Regions from separate parts of the Homo sapiens genome. Here region 2 is linked to region 1. A link is a loop called in an ENCODE intact Hi-C map of the cell type or tissue named here. Cell type or tissue: mammary epithelial cell. All regions are shown on one strand. Links, peaks and the distances in the headings refer to the core of each region. The heading gives the core; the rest is flanking DNA. Region 1 overlaps LARGE1 (LARGE xylosyl- and glucuronyltransferase 1). Region 2 holds the start of MIR4764 (microRNA 4764).

The links. Peaks named below come from ENCODE experiments on the same cell type or tissue, not always from the same donor. Only the 100,000 strongest peaks of a DNase experiment are listed, where the experiment ranks them.
Region 2: it touches region 1 in a loop (8-fold over the local background); 2 of 110 quality-filtered maps call a loop at or near these places.

Annotation. Positions count from the first base shown.
Region 1 is chr22:33,375,974-33,384,311 of GRCh38, reverse strand. LARGE1 (LARGE xylosyl- and glucuronyltransferase 1) reads left to right here. Exons shown (of 15, transcript NM_133642.5): 8 at 8-120; 9 at 2,268-2,393. Among named protein-coding and RNA genes, the nearest start is that of MIR4764, 57 kb to the left of the region's middle. In mammary epithelial cell, for the core only: no CTCF peak of the experiment used is centred there; a DNase peak (open chromatin) is centred at 3,331; H3K27ac peaks cover 419 bases.
Region 2 is chr22:33,435,245-33,443,582 of GRCh38, reverse strand. All of the region lies in intron 6 of LARGE1 (LARGE xylosyl- and glucuronyltransferase 1), which reads left to right. MIR4764 (microRNA 4764) reads left to right here and starts at 6,914; the gene lies at 6,914-7,001. RefSeq lists an enhancer at 4,536-5,735. In mammary epithelial cell, for the core only: a CTCF peak has its summit at 5,003 (motif pointing left); a DNase peak (open chromatin) is centred at 5,152.

The DNA of each region.
Region 1 (8,338 bases), core at 29-8,028:
TGCCCAGGGGTGATCCTGTTACTTCTGGATAAGCTGCGGAAGATGAAATGGGAGCAGATGTGGAGGCTGACCGCAGAGAGGGAGCTCATGGGCATGCTCTCTACATCCTTAGCTGACCAGGTGAGTGGCCAGGTTCGAAGGTGCAGCTATTCCTGAGTGTGCTTGGTGCTGTTTCTCAAAGAAACTTAAAATTAAATCGATCTGAATGGTTTTCTACGTATTGTGTGACTCTGTGTGCTCTGATACAGCTGCCTTATTCTTGCCAGTCTAAGACAACAGCTCAACTCCTTAGTGCCTTCCCTTTGTTCATTCATTTGTTCATTCGGCAGACTTTCACTGAGTACTGTGTATACCAGGAGCCAAGTTCAGAAAAAGGATGACAGAGATAGACGAAGGATGCAGCACTTGCCCTCATAGAGCTTAGCGTCTACTGACGCAGACTCATAAGTAGATGTCGGTGCCCTCTTCATCACCAGGTGGAGTGCACAGGGCCTGCTCTCTGGGACCCCAGAATGCCACAGCATATTTCCCAGGCAAGGTTTCACTGGCCTCCCTGGCAAATAGAGTCTAACCTTTAATCTGAGCCTTTTGCTTAGATGCTGTCCTAGTGTCCCTTTACTCAAGGGAAATGCACTTAAATAGAAAGAATAAACTGCAAGAAAACCACCTTGCTATGCAGGCAGCCTCAGAAACTCCTTGAACTCTACCAAACTGTTAGCAAATATTCATTTTTATTATTTTATTTTATTTTTGAGGTGGAGTCTCGCTCTGTCACCCAGGCTGGAATGCAGTGGTACAGTCTCGGCTCACGGCAACCTCCGCCTCCTGGGTTCAAGCAATTCTCCTGCCTCAGCCTCCCAAGTCGCTAGGATTACAGGCGTGCAGCACCACACCAGGCTAATTTTTGTATTTTTAGTAGAGATGGGGTTTCTCCACGTTGGCCAGGCTGGTTTTGAACTCCTGACCTCAGATGATCCGCCTGCCTCAGCCTCCCAAAGTGCTGGGATTACAGGCATGAGTCTCTGCACCCAGCCAACAAATAGTCATTTTTTAAAAACCTATTCCTCATTTTGACGTCCTAGGAAAGGCAGAGGGCTCCAGTCTGACTTTGAGTCTACCAGGATCACTCATTTAAATTTTCATCTTCCTGTGGCACTGGTAGCTGTCTTCAGGCACGAAGATGATTTCTCTGAGTTTTCTGCATTTCACCCTTTCCTTTTCATCCAAAGAGCCAGCTCACTCTGCATGTTTTTGTTCAAAGTGCAATTTCCTGGTTCGTCGAATGCCTGCAAAGTTTCATAATACGGAGGAAACAAGAAACCCTGCATGATTACTTTACTATTTTTTAAAGTATTATTATTCAGTATTTCCCAAGCAGCCAGAAACTGATTTCCTTTTTCAAACATGAGATAGAGTATAATGAATGAGTTTAAGAAAAAAAATAATACCCAGGTAGCTGTTTTAAACCTGAGGGGAAAATCGTCCACCAGCCTCATATTTCAAGTCGGGTCACAGTGACTTGAGCATGTCCCCCAAAGCTAGCAATTGTATGCCCATGTCCAGTAAGGATAGTTTATTCAGCCATCTTCTGCCACGAAGGCCCATAATTCACCTCCCGGCGCCACCTGTCAGCAGCTAGTTAATAAGTATGGCCTGGTGCAACAGCTTGGAGAAGAGCCCAAAAAAGGTAAAACCTCCCTAGACAAGTCAGGGTTGGATTTTGAAACGGGGAGTGCGTATCCTGGGCACCATGGGCTGCAGAAATCCAAGGAGCATCCATCACTGAGTCCACCGCAGGCCCCAGGAAGCACTGCTGAAAGGGAGGATCTGTAATTTGTCTCAGTCCCTGAATGAGTGGGGCTACTTGTCATCATGCAGTTTCCTCTCCAGGAGGCTCAGGATGGGTAACACAGGGCTCCTGCCTAGGAGGCCAGAGGGGAAGGAGACTTCGTTTTTCATATGCCAGTGAGGGTAGGGAAGACACCCCATGTCTGCACATGTGAGCTCACTGGATAGGGCCTTATGAGACCAGCAGGACTCTGGAGCTTCCAGTCAGCCTGGGACATTCCCCCGTCTCTATCCAAACATTATTGCTTGGTTCCTAGAGATAACAGGCAAGAGAGATGCCTCACAGTGCGAGCCAGCCTGTGTTCAGAGCAGGAGGTTCAAGAGAAGCCCTATCACAGGGGATGCAGTGCCTTGAGAGCCAAAATGGGCAGCTGGACCATCCGACTGTCTTGACTGTGTCTTTGGCTTTCATCCCCCAGGATATTTTCAATGCCGTCATCAAACAAAACCCCTTCCTTGTGTACCAGCTCCCCTGCTTCTGGAATGTGCAGCTGTCAGACCACACCCGCTCCGAGCAGTGCTACAGAGACGTGTCTGATCTAAAGGTAGGGTCAACACAGGGACATCCCTGGAGGTAGGGTGAGGTGGGCCGAGAGGACCTCCCAGGGGCATGGATGGCTGGGAGATTTATGTGCAATGTGGTGAGAGAGATAAGGGCACAGGAGAGCAGAATGAGTATGCTTTTCATCTTTGTGGGGTGTTGGTTTTTTTCCACCCTTATTTGGGCTTTCTGGAAAGCCTAAAGCCTCCTGGCGTAAGAACCAGCTTGTGTGGTTATTATTCTTGCCATCTGCTGCTGGCTCTTTTGGTTCATGCCAGCTCCCCAAATCTATTCATTCAACTCAAGCAAAAACATTTATTGAGGGCCTACTCTGTGCCAGGTGCTATAGATGTGGATGTGAATAATTAACCTGCTTCCAAGTCATGTATGACTTGGAGGAGGAGAGAAATGTGCAAAGAAGTAAGTATTTAAAAAAGGACAAAGTGCTATGACAGGTGTGGGTGGGTCAGTCGGGGAGATGCAAGCATAAATGTCTCATTCTTCCTCACAGAGGGCGGACAATGACAGAAAAAGCTTTCATCACCACTCTGTAGGTACCAAACACTGTGAATGAACCTGGCTATAGAAAGAGGAAGAAGACAGGGTATATTAGTCATCTACTGCTATAGATAATGCTGCATAACAAGCTATTCTGATAGTGGCCTAAATCAGCAACCATTTATATAGTTGATGAGTTTGTAGGCTGGTTGGATGGTTCATTTTTTTACTGGTTTAACAGAGTATTTGTGGTCAGCTTCAGATGGGACAGCTGGTGACTGGGGCAACTTAGATGTCCTCTGTCCCCTCAGCAAGCCAGTATGGTGTTTTCTCATGGTGAGGCAGAGGTGGCAGAGGAAGCCCTAATACACAAGAGGAAACCTTGAGTCATTGTTGCTAATATCCCTCATTGGCCAAAGTAACTGTATGACTAAGCCCGTATGATTACTTTGAGTAAGGAGTGTGAGTTAAGGAGTGTGTTAGAATTCCCTCCCTACAGTGGAAGGAGTAAAGAATTGACCACAACTATTCAACAGAACGAAGATTTCAACACAGGCCTGTCTGACAGCAAGGGCTTTTGCCTCTCAGGTTGTATCACAGAGGATTAGATACATGCATCCTTAAAGAATTTGTTCCATATAAAGTTTATATCCATTGCAAGTTTTAAAAAGGAAAAAGGATTGCAAAGCTAGCTTTTCTAATAAATTAGTCTTTTGTACTTGGCTTCTGATCCATGTCCCCATGTGGGTATTATGTCTTATTTGTAGTCATAACGCATGTTAAATGTGGTTTTCTGCTTTTCATTTGTTGCATATCATAAGCATTTTCTGGGTGAGCCACATGGTGTTAATGAACATCATATCCAATAGTTAGTCTGTTACCTAGCCACTCCCTTGACCTTAGTTGTTTTCAAATTTTCATAAATATAAATTATATCTTAATTAACAGCTTTGTCCATGAAGCCCTTCCATCCAATATTGTTGTAGCTTGCCTTTCCAGGAATGAAATTATAGCATTAGAAAGAAAGAACTTTTTTTTAACTGCACTTGAAATTTATTTCAAAATATTAGAAAGGATTTAAAACAGAGGTGCCTGCAACATTCATTCCTTCCATCGGCATTTATTCAGTTCCTTCTGTATATCATGTGCTTGTTAGAAATAAGGAAAAGAGAAGAAACAGACAGGAATATTGTCAAGAATATCATGGATTAAAAAGTTTGGAGAGGGGGCGAAATAAAACCAACTGTGTAAAGAATATGTAAAAATGCTGGATTAAAAAATATTTTACATGCTTTGAAAGCATAATTGATCGGTTCATAAAGCAAGTAAAGAAAGCAAAGGCCAGAAACAATGACAGAGTGAATCCAAAAAGATAAGCAAAGAGCAACTGGATGTCACCTTTGCCCTTGGAAGGGATGATCCCTAGTGGCAGGGAGCCTGGTTTAAAGGTGAGCCTGGTATTATAAGAAATCTATTTAGTCTTTGTCCCTGGTTCCTGGAACAGAGCTCCTAAAACCCTTGAAATTTCCTGAGTGATAAGAACAGCTTTTATTGTGTATATGAGCCCCTTTGGGTTATACCTGAGTTTATGCTAATGAGGTGTCTTAGAGTAGGGCCCCTAGAGAGCCTCAGGATGGAAAGACCAAGTGATCAGAGGGTTAGAACTTCCCCACTGATCAATTCCCACCTACGAGTGAGAACATGCGGTGTTTGGTTTTCTATCCTTGCAATTGTTTGCTCAGAATGATGGTTTCCAGCTTCATCCATGTCCCTACAAAGGACATGAACTTATCCTTTTTTATGGCTGCATAGTGTTCCATGGTGTATATGTGCCACATTTTCTTAATCCAGTCTGTCACTGATGGACATTTGGGTTGGTTCCAAGTCTTTGCTATTGTGAATAGTGCCGCAGTAAACATAGGTGTGCATGTGTCTTTATAGCAGAACAATGAGAACACTTGGACACAGGGTGGGGAACATCACACACCGGGGCCTGTCATGGGGTGGGGGAGAGAGGAGGAATAGCATTAGGAGATATACCTAATGTAAAGGACAAGTTAGTGGGTGCAGCACACCAACATGGCACATGTACACATATGTAACAAACCTGCACGTTGTGCACATGTACCCTAGAACTTAAAGTATAATAAAAAAAAAAAAAAGAAAGAAATCACTCAGCAAATATAAAGCTTTGCCTGTGTGACTTCTTTCATAAAATAAAGACTTTACGACACTCAAAAAAAAAAAAAAGAACTTCCCCACTGAAAGTTCCATGGACCTCTGGGAAGGCAGGAGGGTGTGCTAGAAATCAAGCTCTTTAAATGCTCTTGAATAACAAGATTTGATGAACTTCTGGGTTGGTGAACACTATTGTTGCTGCAGGGTGGTGTGCCCAGAGAAGGCATGGAAGCTCCATACCCCCTCACCCCACACCCCCATATTTTGCCTTATGTACCTCTTCTCTCTGGCTGTTCCCAAGTTGCATCCTTGATAATAAGCTAGTAAATGTGTTTCCCAGAGTTTCAGGAGCCATTCTAGTAAATTATGGAACCCAAGGAGGGGATCATAGGAATCCTTGATTTACAGCAAATCTGTCAGAGGACAGGAGACTGGGATTTGCAACTGGCATCTGAAGTGGGCAGCCTCGTGGGACTAAGCCACTAACCCATAGAGTCTGATGCTTTTGTCAAGGAGGTAGTGTCACTGTTGTATTAAATTATAGGGACCCAGCTAGTGTTGAAGAACTGGTCATTGTAGGAAAATAACCCCACAATATCTGGCATCAGAAGTCTTCTGTGTGAGAGTATAGAAAAACAGTGGTTTTTCTCAATAGGTAACTGTATAATTTATTGTTCAAACAAGCGAATGCTATCATGGGATACAGAGGGACAATAGGCCAACAGGCAAAACATATAATTATTCTGTTGAAATACTATACACAGGACCTTAGGCCCACAAGAAGAAAGACCTCACATAAAGGCCTCACATAAAGTCAGGATCCACAAAGAGTATTATCCTCAGCGGATAAACAGTTAATAAAACTCAGAGTGTAGAAGAAGACAGTAGAGGTTGTTGTCTGTTTCATCCTTGGTTTTAGGTAGAATGAGGGAGAAATGTTTCCTCTGAGATTTTATTTTAAGCCTATGCCCATATTATTTTGGGGGCTGAAATTACATGTGTGGGAGCAAAAATGGAAAGAAAAAAAATTAAAAATTTGCCAGGCACTTGGCAGAAACTAACATAAATCTGATCTAGAAGAATATTCTTAAAAACAAGTCTTCAGAATTTTTTAGGGGAAGTTACAAGGAAAGCAAGGTTCTCAGGAATCACAAAACACACAAGGAAGTAAGCTACCCTGAGAAAGTGCAAAAACTGAAGACTGGAGTTAAATCTGAAAGACTGCAAATATTGGACTTACCAGATATAAAACATAAGTATTTTTATTACATGTAGAAATAAAAAATGAATATTGAAAGTAGGATGAAGGAATAGTAGATTCTCAAAAAATGAATAGCCGTATTTGGATTAAATAGTATTTTTAGAAGTGAAAGATATGATTATTGAAATTAAATGGATATGTTAAACAGCAGCTTAAACACAGCTGAAGAGAGAATTAGTGAACTGGAAGAGGTATAAGAAATTACCCAAGATGCAACACAGAATGAAAAGAGATAGAAAAACTGAGAAAGAAGCAAAGAAATTGGGATATGTCTCATTGGACTATCAGAAGGAGATAATAGAGAAAATTGGAAGTGAGGCATATCTTAAGTATGCCAAGAAACAATAACAGGTTGTATACCTAGAAGAATAATCTTTCAAGTATAAGATAACAAAGAGAATTTTCTGCAAACATGCAAAGAAACTGCTAAAGTATTGTCAGCCTTAATAATGAAGAGATCCTCTCTAAAAGAAAATTATATTTATTCTGGAATAGTGCATTGCAATGGGAATATACATGCCATAGCAAACTATGTGCATACCCAGGGAGGTAAAGGAAGATAAAGGTTTTTAAAGGAAAAATGAAGAGGATTTTATAATTGTTTGGAGATAATTATCTTTGGCCAAAGGATCAGTAACAAAGTTGACACCAGTCCAAGACTGGACAGGCAGTTGCTGGGCAGACGTGCCTGCAGAAGTTTTTATTTTGTGTGTGTAAAGTTACGATGGCATTTGTGCAAGATTGTGGTTTTCACGGAGTCTTTTGTAATCATTCTTGTTATCAGACACTTGTGGAAGAAAAGCCTCTTTCCATGGCATTCCTGGTTCTATTTGTCAGGGTTTTGTTAACACAAATGACTCCATTTTTATTTTGGCAACATTCATATTTCACCCTTTTGATCAAGATGTTTCCCCAAAAGTGTCACTGTTCAGTCATCCTTTAGTTAGGTTTTCATGTCTCTCAGTGCCAGGATGGACCTCTCCCAGGTTTCTGGTCTTGTTTCACGTTGGAGAGAATGAATGGCAGCTAGGAGTCAGTGTCAAAACCTTTTTAACCACATTTGAGCAATAAGGAAGTTTAAGTGGGGTGCTCCTCGTCTGTCTACTTGGAGTCTGTAATTAAGTTCAATTTTGTCTGTTCCATAGGCATGTGTTACCATCTCAAAGTGCTGGGTTAGCATTATACTGTTAGGATTCGTACATCTGTAAAAAATTTGAACAAGTAACAGATACAAAATTAAAGAGAAAAATGCAAAGTAAAATTAATAGTGATGTGACAAGAACAGTTTGCATAAGGACTTTGAGCAATAAACCTAGGCTTTAAAGACAGCCAATTGAATAAACAAAATGACCATTATCCTACCAAGTGAAAAAGGTAGGCTTTGTTATATCATTATGATATAGAGCCTTGTTCTGACATCTTGAAAAAAAGCTGTCTACAGCATGAAAACAATCAACTCTCGTCCTGGTTTGCAGTTTGAATGTCTCTGGTGATGGCATGGGACAGTTTGGTGAACCTTGTGTGGCCCAGACATCAGGCACGAGACTTATTTCTTAAAATTCATCTAGTTTCATCTTATAGGGCTTCCAAAACAGAGAAATTCCCATTTGTGGTAACTGCATAGAAGAAAGTAGGATTGTAGAAATCTAGAAGAGTTCTATAGGCAAATAACAAATAGCAATTTGCTCTATAGGCAAATAACAAGAACTTGAAAACAGTGCACACAGCTATCATCTAATAACAGGTGTATTCTAGCTTTCTTTAGAAATATAACTCGTGTCCGCATTTTTTTCTTTAAATCATAGCCATATGGGAAATTTTCTATTTTGTTATGGTTCTCTTTTATTGATGGGCATGCAGTGAGTGTTTCTTGGAAATGGCCAATTTTTATTAAAATATTTCTGGAAGAAAAAAAAGAACAGAAACATAACTTTTTCTTCCTACGGTGATATTGGCTTTTCCAAAAATAGAGTAAGACAAATTTGTTTCTAAAATAAATTTAGTTTTTATCA
Region 2 (8,338 bases), core at 177-8,176, 59 kb before region 1:
CTCTATGCTCCCGAGGTGCCCTGGGTAGGATGTCCTCTCAGCTCAATGTACTAGGATTAACACTGAAAGAAATTAAACTCAGAGCATCCCAGTGGGCACCAGAGGGTTCTGCAGAGGGGCCTGGGCTCCTGCCTGCAACCCCAGGTGGCAGTGCAGACAGGAGCAGGTGGGCTGGGCATGCACTTCGACCACCCTTTCTCCCCTTCCTCTCTGTGCCCTTTAGAGTCTACCCCATGGTGATGCCCGCTGTAGCCATTCCCTTGGGGAGAGAAATGCTTTGCAGATGTTTCTAACCATAAGTGTAGGTGTGAAAACATGGGCTTTTGTAACTGAGAGGTGGGAATGCAATCCCCTACTCTGAGATTTCTTGACCTTGACATGTGACTTTATCTCTCTAAACCTCAATTTCCCTTCTGAAAGGTAGAAATAAGTACACTGCCCACCTCGTGGTGTCATTGTATCTCTTTGATGATGCATAGAAAGCAATCAATGGCTGGGTGCAGTGGCTCACGTCTGTAATCCCAACACTTTGGGAGGCCGAGGAGGGCGGATCATGAGGTCAAGAGATCGAGACCATCCTGGCTAACACGGTGAAAACCTGTCTCTACTAAAAAATACAAAAAATTAGCCGGATGTGGTGCGGGCGCCTGTAGTCCCAGCTACTCGGGAGGCTGAGGCAGGAGAATGGCGTGAACCCGGGAGGCGGAGCTTGCAGTGAGCGGAGATAGTGCCACTGCACTCCAGCCTGGGCGGCAGAGCGAGACTCCATCTCAAAAAAAAAAAAAAAAGCTATCAGTATCCCAGTGCCTGGACCAAGTACTAACTAGAGGGAGCAGCACTGAGAAAAACTGACTCTGCTCATAGGGCAGCTGTCCATACACATATGGACAGCACAAGTAAAAGAAGAACAAGTATGGGGATGTTCTTGATGAGAATGTTGAGAAAACTCATCACTGACATAGCATAAAGAGAGCTCCCAATCAGGTTGGAAGGCAGCTTTGAGGTCTTCAAACCTAGTCTTCTGCGCAGTACAGAAATCCCCCTTCCCACAGCATGCCTGGTAGGTGACCACCCCCTTTCAGAGGTCCCCAAACCTACCCTGTATCAGAATTAATGGGGGCCACTGTTGAAAAAGAAATTCCCAGGGCTCAGCCTGCGAGTAGCTGCATCCGTGAGATTTGAGGCAGAGCCTGGCAAATGGTAGCTGGACCGTTTGAGAAGCTCTTTGTAAAGATAAAATTCAGAAGGGCCAAGAGCGTGCCTGTTTTCTTCCCTGCTGTGTCTGTAGCAGTTAGCACAGATCCTGGTGCAGAGTTGGGGCTCCATAAATACCTGCTGGATGAGGGCTGAATCATGCAGCCTCTTCCAGAACCATTCCGGTGATCGGAAGCTTCTCCCTAGAAAGGGAGCTCATTTCTGTTTTGATTAACTGATGGCTAGTTATGGTCTTGCTTATAATAAGCAACGTCTTTCTTCCTCTCATCTTCACTTATTCAGCCTAACTCTTCTTTCAAGAGTGACACAGATTCTGTTTGCTCTCAGAAGGGATTATCCCTGAGCCATAGTTCAGTAAGGGTGGAGTATTTTTTCCAAGTGAAAGGAGGGCTGAGTGATGAATAAACTGGGTTAGAGGTGCTTCATCAAGAAACTGAAACCCAAGCAATCAAAATGAGTGGCAATGAATTGGAGTACATAGATCGCATCTGAAGGACATGCAATATAAACCTGGGCTCCCCAAACCTGATTAAGAGTCCCAGTGAAGCCCTATGAAATAGATACCATTTTACACATGAGAAAAATGAAGAACTGAGAGTTTACTCGATATTACCTATGAGCTGGGTGTGGTGGTGCATGCCAGCACTATGGGAAGCTGAGGTGGGAGGATCATCTGAGGCCAAGAGTTCAAGACCAGCCTGGGCGACATAGCGAGACCCCCATGTCTACAAAAAAAAATTTAAAGTTAGCTGGATGTGGTGGCATACACCTGTAGTCCCGTAGCTGCTCAGGAGGCTGGGGCAGGAGGATAGCTTGAGCCCAGGAGTTCAAGGCTGCGCTGAGCCATGATTGTGCCACTGCATTCCAGTCTGGGTGACATAGTGAGACCCTGTCTCTTTATTAAACAGAGAGAGAGAGAAAGAGAGAGATTACCTATTAAATATAGAAGAGCTAGAACTTAAACCAGGTGGAGAATTATATTAAAGTTCAAAGAGGCTGGCTGTGGTGGCTCATGTCTGTAATCCCAGCACTTTGGGAGGCCGAGGTGGGCGGATCACCTGAGGTCAGGAGTTCGAGACTAGCCTGGCCAACATGATGAAATCTCGTCTCTACTAAAAATACAAAAATTAGCTGGGCATGGCGGCAAGCACCTGTAATCCCAGCTACTCGGGAGGCTGAGACAGGAGAATCGCTTGAACTGGGAAGTGGAGGTTGCAGTGAGCCAAGATTGTACCATTGCACTCCAGCCTCAGAGACAAGAGCAAAACTCCCTCTCAAAAAAAAAAAAAAAAAAAAGTTCAAACAAAATAGCAGCAGCTGAGTTTGAGACACATAGGAAAAAAAAACAAAAAAAGGAACTTCAAGCCAGAGTTTTGGTTTTGGCTCCTGGCTCTTCCATTGACTGCGTGTTTCTATAAACACCGCTCGCCCTTGGCAGTCTTCATGTGCAGTAGTAGATGGTTCCAGAGAAGTCATTAAGACCATCACAGTTCATCTGACTGTCTGTGATCCTAGGGTGCTTTGAGCTGGAGCTGAACTGCAAAGTAGGAGCTGTGAAACACACAGGTTCAGAAATTCTCCTTTTCAGTCTATTCGGGGTTGTTTAAATATCGTTCTGTGTGCATCTTCTCAGGAAATGTTTTCTTATTCTACATTGACTAGCCAGGAACACCTGGGGCTGTGTAGCAGCTCTTTCAGGAGGTTTAGTAAACGGTAATATGATATTATATGTTTTCCTACTTACAGACATCCTGCACTCAGACACACATTGAATGGTGCTATTAAATGCTTTTCTATTTTAAAATAGCTTATTAGAATAAATATGAGGTTGGGAGAGCACTATTAGGTTCTCTGCTGACAGTCAGGGCAGCCTCTGGTTTTAACATTTTAATATTCACCTAGTGGTATAAGCACAGCCGGTTTGATCAGCAGCAGTGATTGGCAGACTTCCTCTGTGTGCCCAGGAGCTTTTCTGGGGGTGGAAAAAAGGAGATAGCACTGAAAGCATCCTGCAGATCACAGCTAGAGCCACCTGTTCCTGGTGTTTACCTGGAGAAGTTAACTAGTACGCATCTACTTCCACTCCATTCAGATAGAATTTACCAATTCCAGATGGGCTAAGATGGTGGGTTGTGGATAATGTATATTTTTTATTTATTCACCCATTCATTCATCCATTCATCCACACACCTGCAGTATAATGGGCCCCTAGAGCACTTAAGCTTTTTAATCAAGGAAGCAGAATCATCAAATTTGTGCTTTCAAAACATTTCTGTGGCTAGGTAGGCAGAATGGAATGGCACAGGGCTACCCTGAGGAAAAAGTGATCAGGTACAAATCTGCTAATCCAGGAGAGAGAGAGAGGAGGAGAGCATGGTAGAGCAAGGGAAGGGATGAATTTGAGAAACACTCCATAGATAAAATCTGTGGGATTTGGGCATGGCAAGGATGTGAGGAATGAGGAGCAGGAGGGTTCAAGATTGAGTAAAAGGCTTCTAGCTGTGGTGACAAGTTTGATCTTCATGCTACCAACCAAGAAAACAGGTAGGGGTCACACCTATTTTGTAGGAGGAGAAGATTGTGGAGTTAGTTTTGGTCAGCTTGCGTTGAAAGTCATTGTGGAACAGCCAAATCACCTAAGAAGATGGTGGGCTGATACATAGATTGAAGAGTAGGGCACTTTGGAAAGAAGTCTGAGTTAACATGGAGATTGGTGATCATCTTCCAGTCAATAGTGTCTGAAGCCACCGGAGTAGATCCCATCATCTGTGGATAAAATAGAGAGTAACAAAAGGGGGCCAAGAAGGGGAGTTGGGGAGCACCAGCATGTTAAGGGTGGCAGAGAGAGGGAAGCTCCATGGAGGAGGTAGGGGAAGGATGTTCAGAGGGAGTACATCAGCGAAGGGACAGATGTCGCCGACGCTAAAGGCTTCAGAAAGGTGGAGTGGGGTGAGAGACAGCAGGGATGGGGTGAGGGGTAATGTAGCCAAATTTTGCAGAGTCCAGTCTATGCACCTAAATGTCAGCACTTGGGTAGGAAAACCTAGACATTATGAACACTGGTCATCCCAAAAGGGAGGAAGAGAAGTGCCTTTAGTTGAGCATCTCCCATGAGCCAGCACTTTACATCTGTCATCCTTTTTTTTTTTTTTTTGAGATGGAGTCTCACTCTGTCACCTAGACTGGAGTGCAGTGGCGCAGTCTCGGTTCACTGCAGCCTCCGCCTCCCAAGTTCAAGCGATTCTCATGCCTTAGCCTCCCAAGTAGCTGGGATTACAGGTGCATGCCACCACACCCAGCTAATTTTTTTGTATTTTTAGTAGAGGCGGGGGTTTCACTATGTTGGCCAGGCTGGTCTTGAACTCCTGACTTCAAGTGATCCACCCACCTTGGCCTCCCAAAGTGCTGGGATTACAGGTGTGAGCCACCGCGCCCGGCCTTGTATCATCTTAATCTGATCTCAATATCCATTCTTAGAGGTCAGAGATAGATTTTATACTTAACCTTTTATGATAAGGAAACTCAAGGCTCAGAGAAGCTATACCTTGGTCAAATCATACACAGGTGGGGCTAGAATCCTGTTTTGCCAAGTTTTAAAATCCTTTGTCTTCCTGATTTATCATGCTGCCTTCTTTATACCCAATGGACGAATGCTCAGCTCAGCCTTTTCATGCCAGATGCACTGTGTGGAAGAATTGTAGTTCTCTGCTCCTTGGTTCTCACCTCCCGAGCAGCAGGAGCCGGGCCTTGAGCCAAAACCTGCAGAAGGAAGAAGAGAGGAGAGTTCCCTGCGTAGAGCCATCCATCTGCTGGCTGGTGACACCAACACCAGGGCCCCAGCAGAAAAGCAAGCTTGTTCGCTCTTGTCTGACTGTTAGTAGTGATGTATGAATAAGCAAAGAAGACAGCTTCATTTTCATAAGTTAACTTGTGCCTAGACTAAGGAAGATGGAGAACAGCGCACTTAATCATAACCACAGGCCCAGCTTGGAAAACAATGACAAAGCGTTTTCTGTGAGTCACAGTGTTTTATTACAATAACTCCCAAGAAGACGAGACAGGCAGTGCAGAATGCTGAGCAAGCCAGCACCCTGTAGCCACCTGTGTCATCTCCCCCAAGGAATCCCCTGGGATTTTACCTCTTCACACGATGGCAAGCTGAAGATGTGTTTGCACCATCAAGGTTACAGCTGTAGACTTGGGCCTCTGGAGACCAGGATTTAGATGCCACCTGGATGATGGGCTGGGATTGCTGGAACTGTCACAGATCACCTGTATCATCCATGCTGTCACCTGGTAGCAGAGGGGACTTCTCTCCTAGAAGGGTGTTACCCGACAGAACCCTTATTGGAAAAGCTTTTGGGGAGGCCTGGCTGCAGTGCTGGAAGGGATGTGGTAGGTGACTCGGTGGGAAGGGAGACATCCAACTTGTCTAGCAGGTATCACCCACTTACCCCCACAGAATCAATTACTCCCTACTTATTATTCCCCCATCTTGCTAATATCGCCCTGTCACTGCTAATATCATGCTGCTTCAAAATTGTTTATCTGTCTCCTCTTCTAGCTGCCCCCAGGGCAAGAACTATGTTTTTTTTGTCTTTCATTCCTTAGTATTTTGTGTGGTGTCTGACACAACTCAAACCCTCAATCGATACTAAGCTGAACCAACGTCTCAGCAAACTAAGGGCCATGTCAGCTAAGGACAGGAGGAGATGGCTGAGCTGGAGGTCCAGGCAGATGGAGCAGAGTGTAGGACCAGGGAGTTCTGGGTGCTTCCATAAGAGCAAATGCTTACTGAACGCTTTACTATTTCATCGACGCTTTTAGTGGTAATGTTTGAATAAGCACAAAACACAGCATCATTTTCACAAATTAACTTGTGCTTAGAGGAAAAAAAAAATTAGGTATGTTACTTACTATCTCTATTTTACAAGTGAATGAAGAAGCAAGCACAGAGAGGCTAAGTACCTTGTCCAGGGTCACATAGCTAGTAAGTGGAAGAGCCAGGATTTGAGCCCAGGCGTCTGGCTCTGGTGTTCATTTTCTTCACCACTTTACTGTACTCAGGAAGTATGGCATTGGAGACTACCAATGAATTCTACTGGTTTATGAGGTGAATGTAGACACCATGTGAGTTTATTATGTGCCAGTCACCCTGCAGGTGAAATTTACCCTTGACTAAAGCAGTAACGGAGCTTCCAAACTCCAATCAGTAATTCTCAAACTTTAATGTGCATCTGAATTACCTGGGGAGTTGGTTTATTTCAATGCAAATTACTAGACCCCGTGGCCAGAATTCTTATGCAGAAATATTGTGGAGTGAGGGAATTAATATATTATTTCCCCATATGCACCACCCCCGCCCCTGCCAATATTGAACCAACTTAGAGATAAAGGAGGGAGAGCCAGATGTCACCTTATTTTACTGATAAAGGTGAAATTGGAGGACTCAACTTTAGAGTCCTTCAGTATCTACAATGGCTCTTCCTAGCACCAAAACCCAGAGTTGGAATTGCTCAGCTATCCCAAGAAGTACTAGACAACCACAGCCTCACAGAGGAGGTCTGCTCTATAAAATTTAACAGCGTGAAAGAACAGATTCGATGCAGGCTATCTGTTGGCATGCTGGCTCCTGGAAGAAGGGACAGAGGAAGAGGCTAGGCCACATCAACTTGGTTGCCTCTGAAACTCACCTTTCTCTTCCCCATGGATGTGGAAGGAGTTATCTGTCACCAGTCAGATAACTGTCACCAGTCAGTTAACTCCTTTCACACCCATGGGGAAGAGAAAAGATCGGCTCAAGGTGTCAAGAAATCCCTCCTTCTAGAAACCGGAGAAGTAGGGGAAAGCATCCTCCCACTAATAACTAACTTCTAGGTTGAATGAAGCCCAGGAGCCTGTGCTTTTAGCAAGAATCTCAGGGGTTTCTGAAACAGATAGTCCTCAGACCACACTTAGAGAGGCAGAGTTCGAGAATGGCCTAATGGTTGTGCTGGATGACCTCCAAAGAAAACCTCATGGATAAGCTTGCTGTCTATCAGGGGCTTTCGGGTTAGGATAGGCAGTGACTATCATATGTACAGTGCTTAGAGTTCCAGCTTCTGTTCTAAGAACTTAACATGTATGAAGTCATTCCAGCATGTGAAGTCACAGCAGCTGTAAGAGTTAGATACCAAGGCAGAGATAGGTTAAGCAATTTTTTTCACGGCTACGCAGCTAGAAGGTGGCAGGGCTAGGAACCGGAACCAGGCAGCCTGAGTTCAGTCCACACTCTTTATCTCCAACTATATTGATGTTCATGGTTCCCTCTTCACACAGAAGCTGGGAAGGCACAGCCTGAAAGCAAAACTCAACACCGTTGAGAGGCTAAGCAACATCGCTTACCCTTACTACTGTTTTGATCATTGATATGGCAGCTAATGAATTTCTTTTAAAAAGCAAAATGAAGTCTCAGTAGCTGCTGATTATTCTGTTTTTTTCTCACCAATGGATATTAAAGTTCTAACTATCATGTTGCTAATTAAGGAATTTTTTAAGAGGATTGGCGTGCCTGAGAGGGTTAAGTGGTACTATCAAAAGCAATGCAGCCCAGGTACAAACTGAATGAAGAGCAATTTGGATATTATTCTTTGGGATAACGTGACTTTAGGTTAACCATGAAAATCATTCCTTCTCTGGAGATGAAGACCTTGAGTTTAAGCCTTATGTAGAGCACCCCAAGTGGGTGCTGCCTCCCCATCTTTGCAGTTTTCCATACAGGGGAGCGGGTGCCTGAGTTCCCAGAGCTGGGTGGAAGGTCTGTTAATATTGGTGACTACAGAGAGGGTGAAATGATTTATGAGGACACTAACACACACCCGATCAGGAAGGTTAACCCACTAGATGTCATTTATTTAGCAGACATTTATTAAGCACCTACTGTGTGTTCAGTACTACACCTTGTAGTATCTTGCCCTTGGAATAATGCAGGAAGTGGTTATTTATAAATGAGGTCTGTGGGTGCCTGAATATTGCCAACTTCATCTTTTATGGAGTGTAAGTCAGCTGCTGGCAAAATACCCGTAGGAGCCAGGCATGGTGGCTCACGCCTGTAATCCTAGCACTTTGGGAGGCTGCGGTGGGA